Linked DNA regions of Homo sapiens: region 1 is linked to region 2. Evidence: read pairs that join two places in POLR2A ChIA-PET (ENCODE). Cell type or tissue: MCF 10A. All regions are shown on one strand.

The links. Peaks named below come from ENCODE experiments on the same cell type or tissue, not always from the same donor. Only the 100,000 strongest peaks of a DNase experiment are listed, where the experiment ranks them.
Region 1: POLR2A ChIA-PET joins it to region 2 with 7 read pairs; 3 of 35 experiments call an interaction of 5 or more read pairs at or near these places.

What each region holds. Positions count from the first base shown.
Region 1 is chr12:111,700,516-111,704,515 of GRCh38, forward strand. ACAD10 (acyl-CoA dehydrogenase family member 10) reads left to right here. Exons shown (of 21, transcript NM_025247.6): 3 at 1,647-1,795. Among named protein-coding and RNA genes, the nearest start is that of ACAD10, 16 kb to the left of the region's middle. In MCF 10A, no CTCF peak of the experiment used is centred here; no DNase peak of the experiment used is centred here.
Region 2 is chr12:111,778,866-111,782,865 of GRCh38, forward strand. ALDH2 (aldehyde dehydrogenase 2 family member) reads left to right here. Exons shown (of 13, transcript NM_000690.4): 2 at 3,053-3,157. Among named protein-coding and RNA genes, the nearest start is that of ALDH2, 14 kb to the left of the region's middle. In MCF 10A, no CTCF peak of the experiment used is centred here; a DNase peak (open chromatin) is centred at 1,976.

The DNA.
Region 1 (4,000 bases), 78 kb before region 2:
TTACGCTCCCGTCAACAGCATATGATGGTGCCGGTTTCCTCACATGCTTGCCAACTCCGAGACTGTGAAAAATGCTATATGCTTTAGCTCTAAAATTAAAGTATTTTTTGGATTGAGTTTTAAAAGTCTTGTTATTTTCAAAGGACATATACCAGATTGTTAACATTAGTTATTTCTGAAAGAAGATAGGACTGCTTGTCCTTTTACTTTCCTTCCTTCCTTCCTTCCTCTTCTTTTTTTTTTTTTTTTTTTTTTTTTAAGACATGGGGTCTTGCTCTATGTCCCTAGGCTGCAGTGCGGTGGCACCATCATAGCTCATTGCAGCCTCAAACTCCTGGGCTTAAGCGATCCTTCCACCTCAGTTTCCCGAGTAGCTAGAATTACAGGTGCAACCCATCACGCCAAGCTAATTTTTAAATTTTTTCTAGAGACAGGGTTTAATCATGTGGCCCAGGCTGGTATCAGACTCCTAGCCTCAAGCGATCCTCCCATTTTGGCCTCCCAAAGTGCCGGGATTATAGGTGTGAGCTACTGCACCCAGCCTACTTTCTTTTGCATAGTTTTCTATGAAATATATTGTCTGAAAAATTTTCAATGCACAGACACTACTTTATCAGAAAAAAACAACAAAGGTGTTTTAATTCCAAAACAAAAGCTATATGTAAAGTGTATTTTGTCTTAGATATATAATTATGAATGTTGTATGTATATATTTGCCCCCAGCATCTGTATTATAGACAGAAAAAGCAACTGTGGATGAGGAGAAACAGTCCTTGCACAAATGTTCCCAGTATTCTACAGATGCTGATGCTGATCCATCCACTGCCTTAGCTCTTTGTGGACAGAAATTTCCTTCTTGGCCAGGCACAGTGGCTCACACCTGTAATCACACACAGTACCTTGGGAGGCCCGAGGCAGGCAGGCAGATCACCTGAGGTCAGGAGTTTGAGATCAGCGTGGCCAACATGGCAAAACCCTGTCTCTACTGAAAATACAGAAATTAGCCAGGCTTGGTGGTGCACGCCTATAATCTCAGCTACCTGGGGGGCTGAGGCACGAGAATCAGTTGTACCTGTGAGGTGGAGGTTGCAATGAGCTGAGATTGTACCACTGCACTCTAGCCTGGGTGACTGAGTGAGGCTTTTTCTGAAAAAAAGAAGAAATTTGCTTCCTTATCCACAAAGACAGCATTTCAGGCGAACATTTCAGTGTACTCACTCCATGCTGTGAAGAATTACTATAGCCTATAGAAGGAAGGGCATGTTCTAGGGGCCACCAGGATCTGGCTTCTTCCTTCATGTGCTTCCATAGTCTCTGCCAGGTCCAGGTAAGTGACCTAACATATGGTCCAGTGAATATGAGATCAAGGAATAAAATTCATCATGCAGTGCCCGGAGTCCTCTCAAGCAACCACTGAGGATCTGATGCTTCACAGCAGTGTGCTCTCTGTTGTACACATTAGCATTGCTCTTCCTCTGGGGGTCTAAGGTTGAGATTTTGCATTTTGTGAATGTCTGCAAATTTCCAACAGCATCCACCCTGGCAGTACAGCGAGTCCGTAGGAACTGGTATGGTAATTTTCCTGAGCTCCCTAAACCCCAGCATGTATCAATGTATTCCACTTTTGCATATTTTGCTTCCTATAGAATGGGAGGTACAGAATCGTATCCCTTCTGGAACTATATTAAAGGCCTTGATGGAAGGTGGTGAAAATGGGCCCTGGATGAGATTTATGAGAGCAGAAATAACAGCAGAGGGTTTTTTACGAGAATTTGGGAGACTTTGCTCTGAAATGGTGAGTGGTAAACATACCTACATTTCCATATTTTTCTTTTTGCCTTGAGTAGTGGTTGCAACATTCATGTATAAGTTAGTTAAACTGAAAATAAAGTGAAACCTAATAACCCATTACATGTTTTAAAGTTATTTCTTAGGCCAGGCGCAGTGGCTCATGCCTATAATCCCAGCACTTTGGGAGGCCCAGGGGGTGGATCACCTGAGGTCAGGAGTTCGAGACCAGCCTGGCTAACATGGTGAAACCCCGTTTCTACTAAAAATACAAAAAATTAGCTGGCTGTGGTGGCGCACATCTGTAATCCCAGCTATTTGGGAGGCTGAGGCAGGAGAATTGCTTGAACCTCAGGGGTGGAGGTTGCAGTGAGCTGAGATCATGCCATTGCACTCCAACTTGAGCAACAAGAGCGAAACTGTCTCAAAAAAAATAATAATAAAGTTATTTCTTTCACCCCTAGGTGTTCAATGTTCAATTCATATATGAATAACTAAAAATATTCTTAGCCAGGCGTGGTGGCTAACACCTGTAACTTCAGCACTTTGGGAGGCTGAGACAGGAGAAGTGTTTGAACTCTGGAGTTTGAGACCAGCTTAGGCAACATAGCCAGACCTTGTCTCTACTAAAAATCAAAAAAATTAGCCAGGCATGGTGGTGCACACCTGTGGTCCCAGCTATTCAGGAGGCTGAGGCTTGAGCCCTAGGGATTGAAACTTCAGTGAACCATGACCGTGCCACTGCACTCCAGCTTGGGCAACGTAACAAGACTCTGTCTCAAAAAAAAAAAAAAAAAAATTCTTTACTAAGTTCCTCCAGCATATATTTTTTTAATGTTTTCTGGTGTATTATAAAGGATGTTATGAAGGATACGAATGAACAGCCAGATGACAAGATACCTGGGGGCAAAGGTTTTAGAGCCACTGTGCCCTTTCCAGGCCTGCCACCCTCCTCCCAGCACCTCCATGCATTCAGCAACCTGAAAGCTCCCCTCTAATAGATACTAAAACAGGAGCTGTCTACATAATGGCTTTGATAAAAAAGCTTTTTTAAAGCAATAATAATATTGAACATTTTTTCTGTACTGTGCACTGTTCTAAGCTCTTTATATAACTCATGTAACCACAATAGCTCTACTAAAATATAATTTAAAATATAGTAAGAAAAGTTCTGTAGGTAGATGGTGATGATGGTGATGGTTGCACGACAACACGACTGTACTTAATGCCACTGCACTGTGTACTTAAAAATGGTCGAGTGCAGTGGCTCACACCTGTAATCCCAGCATTTTGGGAGGCCAAGGAGGGCGGATCACCTGAGGTCAGGAGTTCAAGACAAGCCCGGCCAACATGGTGAAACCCCATCTCTACTAAAAATACAAAATTTAGCCAGGCGTGGTGGTGGGCATCTGTAATCCCAGCTACTTGGGAGGCTGAGGCAGGAGAATTGCTTGAATCTGGGGGGCAGAGGTTACAGTGAGCCAGGATCAAGATCACACCACTGCACTCCAGCCTGGGTGACAGAGTGAGACTCCATCTCAAAAACAAAAACAAAAAAAGGTTAAAATGGTAAATTTTGTGTTACATATATTTTCCACAATTTATATATATATATATATATAAACATATATGTGTATATGTAATAGTAAACTTTGAAAACATTATGCAAAGTGAAAGAAGCCAGTCAAAAAAGACTGCATGGTGTATGATTCCATCTGTGTGAAATGTCCAGAATAGGCAAACCCATAGAGATAGAAAGTAGATTGGTGGTTTTCTAGTACAAGGAGACTTTGGGGGAAATGAGGAGTGACTGTTAATGGGTACGGTTTACTTTTTTTTTTTTTAATTTTTTTTTTGAGACACAGTCTCACTCTGTTGCCCAGGCTGGAGTGCAGTGGAGCAATCTCGGCTCACTGCAACCTCTGCCTCCCGGGTTCAAGCGATTCTCCTGCCTCAGCCTCCCGAGTAGCTGGGACTACAGGCGTGTGCCACCAGCTCCAGCCAATTTTTGTATTTTTAGTAGAGACGGGGTTTCACCATGTTGGCCAGGATGGTCTCGATCTCTTGACCTTGTGATCCGCCCACCTTGGCCTCCCAAAGTGCTGGGATTACAGGCGTGAGCCACCACGCCTGGCTGGTTTGCTCTTTAGAGTAATGAAAATGTCCTAAAATTGATGGCAGTGATGGTTGCACAACTTTGTAAATATATTAA
Region 2 (4,000 bases):
TCTTTTTTTTTTTTTAAGAGTCTTTTTCTGTCACCCAGGCTGGAGTGCAGTGATGCAATCACGGCTTACTGCAGCCTCAACCTCCCAGGCTCAAATGGTCCTCCCACCTCAGCCTCCTGAGTAGCTGAGACTATAGGCACGCAACCACACCTGGCTAATTTTTCACTTTTTGTGGAGAGAGGGTCTCACTATGTTACCCATGTTGGTTTCAAACTCCTGAGCTCAAGCAATCCTCCCACCTTGGCCTCCCAAATTGTTAGGATTACAGGCGTGAGCCACTGTGCCTGGCCACCCAGATTCTTGTCTTGAACCTCTGCTCCTTTTTGTGTTTTCTTTTTTGAGAGAGGGTCTTGCTCTGTCACCCATGCTGGAGGCAGTGGTGTGATCATGGCTCACTGCAGCCTCAACCTCCCAGACTCAAGCAAGTGATCCGTCCATCTCAGCCTCCTAAGTAGCTGGGATTACAGGCGCATGCGACCACACTTGGCTAATTTTTCATTTTTTGTGGAGATGGAGGTCTCACTATGTTACTCAGGTTGGTCTCAAATTCCTGAGCTCAAGCAATTCTCATGCCTTGGCCTCCAAAAGTGCTGGGACTACAGGTGTGAGCCACTGTGCCAGGCCAAATGTCTGCTTTTGACCAGTGAGCCTGGCCACCCCTCCCCAGCCCTGTTGTGAGCCTCACTCCAGGCTTTGCTTGGCAGCTCGGTATTCTTTATGGTCCGAGACTCTGGCCCAGAGTGACCATGGATGTCTCACTGGAGTTCTAGGCCAGGGCCAGGACATGCAGGGATGCTGGGGCCAAAGGGACCCCCAAGGAAGGCAGGCAGAGAGGCAGATGTCTTTGCCTTCACGTCACCTGTAGCCTTTGCCTCAGCACTGGTGAGGTGACCATGGACCCTGCCAGGACACTGGTTTACCAAGCCCGAAGGGAACAGCTTGCTGGGAGATGTCTTCTCTGCACTCCCCAAGACCATCGCCCAGTGCCTGGAAAGCAGAGGGCGAACTCTGGCACTTTATGTATGTATTTATTTTTATTTTTTGAGACGGAGTTTCACTCTCGTTGCCCAGGCTGGAGTGCAATGGCGTGATCTTGGCTCACTGCAACTTCTGCCTCCTGGGTTCAAGCGATTCTCCTGCCTCAGCCTCCCGAGTAGCTGGGACTACAGGCGCCTGCCACCACACCTGGCTAATTTTTTGTATTTTTAGTAGAGATGGGGTTTCACCGTGTTGGCCAGACTGGTCTCAAACTCTGGACCTAAGGTGATCCGCCCACCCCAGCCTCCCAAAGTGCTGGGATTACAGGCATGAACACCGCACGCAGCCTCGCACTTTAATAGGTGACTTTAGGTAATAAGTAAGGACCCTTCCTCTGAGCAAATGGAGGGGCTTTGGCTCTCTGACATTGGCCTCATGAGGAAGGAAGTCTTTCCCCCAGATGTGGCTTGGTTGGGTGATGGCCTGGTCTGAATTACATTCTAGAGGCGGAACCGTCTTGGGACCCGCCCTCCTCCCTGACCCCGTTTTTTATCACTTCCTTTCTGGTTCACCAGTAACTCTGGCCACCTTTGCTTTTTCTCAAATCTACCAGACTTATTCCTGCCCTGGGGCCTTTGCACTTGCTATTCCACAGCCTGGACTGCTGGTCCTCCGGCTCTTCCTGTGGACCCCTCCTTTTCATCATTCCGGACTCGGTCAAATGTCCACTCCTCAGGGTGACCTGCCCCTACCACCACGGCTGGAGTTCTCTACCCCCCACCTTAGTCACCTTCTCTGGATCCTCTTCTTCCCTTCGCCTTCATCTGTACAGTCTGAGGTGGTCTTCTGTGTTTGATTGCCTCTTTATTTCCTGGGCACCATGAGAGCATGGTCTTTGTTGGCTTTTGGCTGTACTGTGTCCTCAGCCCTAGAACTGTGCCTGGCCCATCGCAGGTGTTCATTAAGTGTTTGCTGAGTGAGTGAAGTAATAATCTAGGGCTGGGCATGGTGACTCACACCTGCAATCCCAGGACCTTGGGTGGCTGAGGAGGGAGTATCGCTTGAGTCCAGCCTGGGGAACATAGAGGGACCTCATCTCTACAAGAAATACAAAAATTAGCCAGGCGTAGTGGCGTGTGCCTGTGGTCCCAGCTACTCAGGAGGCTAAGGCAGGAGGATCACTTGAGCTTAAGAGGAAGAGGCTACAGGGAGCCATGATCACGCCACTGCACTCCAGCCTGGGCAGTGGAGTGAGACCCTGTCTCAAAAAAGAAAAAAAACAATAAAAAGAATAATCTAATTTAGTTCTCACAACAAATTTGTGTGGGAGTGGAATAGAATGAAGGTGGTTGCAAATTGTTTGCCATTCCTTCTAGGGAGAAGGGGAGGCTCTCTCCTCAACCTGGGACTCTGGACTGAGCCTGTGACTCACTTTGACCAACAGAATTTGGTGGCAGAAATGAGGCCAAGTGACTTCTGAAGCTAGATCTTAGGAAGCCTTTCAGCTTCCACCTGGGTCTCTAGGAACACTGTCTCAGGGGAAGCCAGCTGCCATGTGGGAAGTCGGACTAGCTTGAGCCAGCCATGCAGTCAGGAAGCCCAAGCAGCCATGTGGTGCCAGACGAGTAAGTGCAGAAGCCATCTTGCACATCCAGCCTCAGAGGTGGATGACTATTGGCCCCAGCTGTCCTCACACTGTAGCCACACAAGGGAACTCTGCCCAGATGAGCCCAACCAGGGGACTCTACTGTGGGAGATAAGAAATCATTTTAAGCCACCAAGTTTTAGGGTGCTTTGTTACACAGCAATGGATAACTAGAACAAGTATGAACATTCTCTTCATTTTTTAAAGAAACCAAGGCACTGAGAAGTCAAGTGACTTACCCAAGGTCACTTGGCAGAGTGAGCATTCTGGCCTAGATTGTCTGCAAGGCCTGTGCTTTTCATTTGTAGGCTACACCACTCTGAAATTAATTCATATTTGCTTTTTCTTGTTTTTTTTTTTCCTTACAATACTGGTAGTCAGTATTAGGTTGACAGCTGGTCCTGAGAACTTCTTTCCTTCTCATTGTAGATTTTCATAAACAATGAATGGCACGATGCCGTCAGCAGGAAAACATTCCCCACCGTCAATCCGTCCACTGGAGAGGTCATCTGTCAGGTAGCTGAAGGGGACAAGGTGAGAACTGGTGACTTACCTTGGGGGAGGGATGGATTCGTCTTCTATTTTATACGTTTTTGTGTGGTGAAAGCTTTACCATATATGTGTATTACTTTCACAAGTAACAGATACCAGTGAAAAATTCCGAGTAAATTAATCAATAGAAACTTGTCTGCAGACAACGGTGTTAATTCACTTAGTGTAGAACTATAGACTTAGAAGTGAATTCGGCAAATATCTAATACAGTGTCTCCTTTCCAGACCTGGAAGTTGAAGGTCAGAGATGGAAACCTTGCTGGGTAGAATTTGGGTCTCCTAAGATCTAGCTCCTGTGGAGGTTTGAATTGTACAGACTGTAGGAACCAATCGAAACTGATAATATTCTGTTTAAAATTTTTAAATTAGACTCTTAGTAAAAATATTTTGTGTTTTTGGCCGGGCGCAGTGGCGCAGGCCTGTAATCCCAGCACTTTGGGAGGCTGAGGTGGGAGGATCACTTGAACCCAGGAATTTGAGACCAGCCCGGGGAAACATAGTGAGATACCATCTCTAAAGTAAACAAAGAAACAAATAAGTAATTTAAAACTAAGAAAATACAGGCCAGGCGCAGTGGCTCAAGCCTGTAATCCCAGCACTTTGGGAGGCCAAGGTGGGCAGATCATGAGGTCAGGAGTTTGAGACCAGCCTGACCAACATGGTGAAACCCCGTCTCTACTAAAAATACAGAAATTAGCCAGGTGTGGTGGCATCTCTTGAGTAATCCCAGCTACTCAAGAGGCTGAGGTAGGATAATTGCTTGAACCCGGGAGGCGGAGGTTGCAATGAGCCGAGATTGCGCCACTATACTCCAGCCTGGGCGAC